Linked DNA regions of Homo sapiens: region 2 is linked to region 1. The links are chromatin loops, found by intact Hi-C in ENCODE. Cell type or tissue: B cell. All regions are shown on one strand.

Region 1 (2,500 bases):
ACATACATATATACATACCTCCTTTCACAGACAGGACCCATTAACTGAAACTCTTTTTCACAGGGAATCCTGGTATCTATCCTCACTCCCAACAAAAGAAATCTTAACAGCAGTCTGATTTCCCATGCATCCAATGTCTCCCCATGACAATATGAGGAAACATTGTTCTTTTGATTTTTTTTTTTTTTAAGAAATGAGGTCTCACTATGTTGCCCAGGCTGTTCCTTTACTACCAGGCTTAAGAGATTCTCTCGCCTCAGACTCCCAAAGTCCTGGGATTACAGGCATGGGCCACCACACCCAGCCAAAGTTGTTAATGAAAGCATGGCTTTACAGAAAGCTTCTTTAGGCAGAATGAATGTTTTAAAGTTTAAGAATAGGATCTGCTGACAGCTTAAGAAATAACTAAATTTGTGTGGAAATATCTCGGCAAAACAGCTTCAAGTTTCCCTGGTAGAATAAAGCCCACCCTTCTGGAAATCCCACGAACCTTCTTCTGTGCCTATCTCAGGTCAATATTCTCTACAATGCTCTGCCAAGAAATATATACTTTATCTTATTACCCTTATTATACTATAAGCCTCTGGAAGACAAGGACCTTATGATTTATCTCTGTAGCTCAGAGCGAGCATACAACAGTCCCTGTCAAAAAATAAAAATAAAAAAGGCTGTTCAATATTCCCTTATTTCTGTTTATGGCAGTTTAGTCTTCAAGATGGACACTTCACATTAAGTCCTGTGAGCCTCACAACAAACATAGTGTGTTATACTATGTTATATAGGTTATACAATTATGTTATTATAGTTCAATTTTACAGGTGAGTAATCGAGGATAACTGACTTGCCTTCCGTCACTCTGCTACTAAGGTGTAGAGACAGGTTTCGATCTCATTGCTTTTGAAGATTTACACGCGGTCCCCCGTGATTCCGGAATATCCCTCTTCCTACAGGCGACATCGGCACCGCCTCCCCCCGGGACTGCGCGACCCCATCAGGAAAGCCCTTTGGCTTCGCACAAGTAACAGGCACGACAGGCTCCCGAGCCGCTAGGGTCTGCGTAGGCTCGGCAGGCGCAACGAATGGAGGCGACCAAAGCCAGGCCTCGACCCAAATCCTCGGGGGCCAGGGTGGGGCGGGAGCCCACCTGCTCAAAGCCGGCTCCTCGTCGCTAGGCTCTTCAACCGCGTAGGGGTCGTAGTCATCCGGAAGCCGGTTCATGGTGGCCTGCAGCGGCCTACACCGTCCACAAGCAATTTGCAGCGTCTCTGTTTACACTGCAAGTCCAGTCCCTAAAGCGCCCCTGACGCCACTTCCGCCTGAACGTCCCAGTCCCCCTTGCGCGCCCGCGCAGACCGACAGCACCGAGGGAGGCAGGTAGAAGGCGGGGAAGGGGCGGAGCAGGAGCGAAAAGGGGCGGGGACGGGACGGGGGCGGGTCTTAATCCCACCATTTTTGTTTTGTTTTGTTTTTTGGAGACGGAGTTTCGCTCTTGTTGCCCAGGCTGGAGTGCAATGGCGCGATCTCGGCTCACCGCAACCTCCGCCTCCCAGGTTCAAGCAATTCTCCTACCGCAGCCTCCCGAGTAGCTGGGATTACAGGCATACACCACCACGCCCGGCTAATTTTGTATTTTTAGTAGAGACGGGGGTTTCTCCATGTTGAGGCTGGTCTCGAACTCCGGACCTCAGGTGATCCGCCCACCTCGACCTTCCAAAATGCTGGGATTACAGGCGTGAGCCACCGCTCCCGGCCAATCCCACCATTTTCTTCCGCAGCTTCTGCTTACAGGAAAATAGCAGCTACCTTGTCACCAAAAATAATAATGATGGGCACCCTCATAAGTGACAGTCTCTGAGGTGAACATGCTACATGCAGCGTCTCATCACCTACGAAGCAGGAATCTAGACGCTGAGGGACACACAGCCCGAAATCCAATAAGTCCTCAGACACCAGCACCCACATCCCTCCAACCTCGCCTCTAACCCTTATGCCTTCCACACCATGAGGCTCTCAACCTCTCCTTCACACTGTTCACTCCTCAGTCTGACTGCGGCCTCAACAATCTACGAAAAGTTATCTTTTCTCGTCATCTTCCCAGTCCCCACTTTTGCTCAGCCCTCAACTGATCCCACTCGATACCTGAGGAGAACAGGCAGATGACAGCCACTTGAGCTCCATCGGGAGACTGTTTCTAACCCTGTTTCTGAACCAGGAACTCGGGTTCCTGCCTCCTACCGAGACACTGTGGCACTCTCTAAAATGTGGAGTAGCTGTAATAAATCTACTCCTGTATTATGCTTTACAGTGCAGGTCTTAGTTTTTCTTTTTTCTCATTTCTTTTGAAATGGCATCTCGAACAAAGTCCACCAATCCCTTTACAAAAGAATGAACTGCTCCTCTGTGTGTACTTCATAGAAGGTGGAATCGGACAGAAGCAGGTTAGTGACAGTTATTCCTGAAATACAGGAGCAGAGTACAGTCTGTTGTGGTTTCCCGGATT
Region 2 (2,500 bases), 1.3 Mb after region 1:
CAGACGGGGTGGCTGCCGGACGGAGGGGCTCCTCACTTCTCAGACGGGGCGGCTGCCGGGCGGAGGGGCTCCTCACTTCTCAGACGGGGCGGTTGCCGGGCAGAGGGTCTCCTCACTTCTCAGACGGGGTGGCCGGGCAGAGACGCTCCTCACCTCCCAGACGGGGTCGCGGCTGGGCAGAGGCGCTCCTCACATCCCAGACGGGGCGGCGGGGCAGAGGTGCTCCCCACATCCCAGACGATGGGCTGCCAGGCAGAGACGCTCCTCACTTCCTAGATGGGATGGCGGCCGGGCAGAGACGCTCCTCACTTTCCAGACTGGGCAGCCAGGTAGAGGGGCTCCTCACATCCCAGACGATGGGCGGCCAGGCAGAGACGCTCCTCACTTCCCAGACGGGGTGGCGGCCGGGCAGAGGCTGCAATCTCGGCTCTTTGGGAGGCCAAGGCAGGCGGCTGGGAGGTGGTTGTAGCGAGCCGAGATCACGCCACTGCACTCCAGCCTGGGCACCATTGAGCACTGAGTGAACGAGACTCCGTCTGCAATCCCGGCACCTCGGGAGGTCGGGGCTGGCGGATCATTCGCGGTTAGGAGCTGGAGACCAGCCCGGCCAACACAGCGAAACCGTCTCCACCAAAAAAATACGAAAACCAGTCAGGCGTGGCGGCACGCGCCTGCAATCGCAGGCACTCGGCAGGCTGAGGCAGGAGAATCAGGCAGGGAGGTTGCAGTGAGCCGAGATGGCAGCAGTACAGTCCAGCTTCGGCTCGGCATCAGTGGGAGACCGTGGAAAGAGAGGGAGAGGGAGACCGTGGAGAGGGCGAGGGCGAGGGCGAGGGCGAGGGAGAGGGAGAGGGAGCTATGTACCCTTTTTTTGAGAAAGTACATCTGGTTAAGTATGTATTTTTCATTGAAAACTAAAGTTAAATCAGGACTGATGGCATTTTCCGACTGCATTTGGTAAAAAATAAATGCCAAAAATATTAGATTGAAAATGCCAAGATAAAACTTCCTTACCTTCTGTATTGTAAAAGTTTCAAGAATAATTTAAAGATTTTTGCACAACACAGAAAGTGCAAGTTATCGTCTATAGTTAATAATTAAATAAAACAGTTTATTAATGGTAGGTAATAAAGGTGCTTAGTAAAACAGATGGTTCTCCAGTTCCCCAGGCTCAATGAGCAGGCAAAGATCCTTTTAGGCAAAAGACATTTTCACATCTAACAGTAACATCTCTGATGGTCAGGCAGGTCAAACAATCACTTGGCGGGAAATAGATAAATACAGACTAAATTCGCACAATCTGTTTCTGTTTAGTTTATAAACTGCGATCCAGAGTGTCAGCTTTCGTGCCTTGTGGGACTTGAAGTCCAGAAGGAAGAAGTGATCAGGGCTGCCGAGGGATGGAAGCGTGCAGCCCCTGCAGGTCTGAGACCTACGAACTACAACTCCCGGCAAGCATCGGAAGGCCGCGTCGTAATTGCGGGCAACCAATCGTACCAGAGCAGGGCAAGCCCCCGCCCTCTGGCTCGGTGGAAGGCCTCCGCCAATGGCAGAGCTCCCATCGCAGAGCCTGCGGGTTAGGTTGTGAGGCCCGGGCCGGGGGCGGGGAGGAGCCAAGGGGGCGAGCAAGCTCGGTGGCTGGGTGGGTTGGGGCGTTCCGCGCGCCCTTCATTGAAGCGGCGGTGGCCGGGCTGGGCGCCGGTAGTGGAAAGCGACGGCGCGGCTGGAAAATGCCAGTCCATTCCCGAGGGGATAAGAAGGAGACCAACCATCACGATGAGATGGAGGTGGACTACGCCGAAAATGAGGGGAGCAGCTCCGAGGACGAGGACACTGAGAGCTCGTCGGTCTCCGAGGATGGAGATAGCTCAGGTGCGCGACCCACTGCTGGGACCCTGAGTCCCCGCGCCCAGCGCGCGACAGGCCGCTCTCCGCACGCCAGGCGGCTGCGTCCTGCTGGGAAAGCGGGGCGGGGACAGAGGGAAGGGGCGGAGACTGGCTCTGGGCCCTGGGCTGCACCCTGACCGGTCGCTGGGCGCTGTCTGGCTCCTGATGGGTCCCGGCGGCGGGGCGGGGCGGGCCTGGGCTTGTCCAGCTCCCAAACGCGGCGTGGTCCTGCCCCCGGTGGTGCTCTGGAGCGACCAGCCCAGGCGGACAACTTCCCGCAGCAGACAAACTGGAAATGCCTCCTCTCCCCAGCCCACCGACCTCTTTCCCTATTTTCACCTTTGCAACCCTCACTTCTCAGCGCAAGTGAGTTGCCGGGACAGAGGGTCGGCTTAGTAATTAACCTCAGTTTGCAAGTCAACTTGCCGGTCAGCACTTTTACATCAGTGTCTTTTCGGGGGCTAACTTGAGAGCGGTCCCGTTCAGTAGCTCCCTGAAGTTTGCAAGACTGAGAGGAAGGGACCAACATTCGGGCTCATTTTGGATCTTCATATGCTTATAAATTGGCTGAGTTTTGGCAGCGTTGAAAATTCTCCAAGTCTTTTCTTCCCTT

Evidence for each region. Peaks named below come from ENCODE experiments on the same cell type or tissue, not always from the same donor. Only the 100,000 strongest peaks of a DNase experiment are listed, where the experiment ranks them.
Region 2: it touches region 1 in a loop (14-fold over the local background); 6 of 110 quality-filtered maps call a loop at or near these places.

Annotation. Positions count from the first base shown.
Region 1 is chr14:34,538,411-34,540,910 of GRCh38, forward strand. It overlaps EAPP (E2F associated phosphoprotein), which reads right to left and starts at 1,291. Exons shown (of 6, transcript NM_018453.4): 1 at 1,145-1,291. The coding sequence starts at 1,218. LOC105370447 (a long non-coding RNA gene) reads left to right here and starts at 1,339. Exons shown (of 2, transcript XR_943739.1): 1 at 1,339-1,374; 2 at 1,776-2,500. RefSeq lists enhancers at 494-1,418, 1,069-1,228 and a silencer at 1,369-1,468. In B cell, no CTCF peak of the experiment used is centred here; DNase peaks (open chromatin) are centred at 1,341 and 1,891; H3K4me3 peaks cover 1,917 bases; H3K27ac peaks cover 2,162 bases.
Region 2 is chr14:35,824,787-35,827,286 of GRCh38, forward strand. BRMS1L (BRMS1 like transcriptional repressor) reads left to right here and starts at 1,552. Exons shown (of 10, transcript NM_032352.4): 1 at 1,552-1,872. The coding sequence starts at 1,731. RefSeq lists silencers at 1,593-1,692, 1,943-2,112. In B cell, no CTCF peak of the experiment used is centred here; DNase peaks (open chromatin) are centred at 593 and 1,485; H3K4me3 peaks cover 1,970 bases; H3K27ac peaks cover 1,318 bases.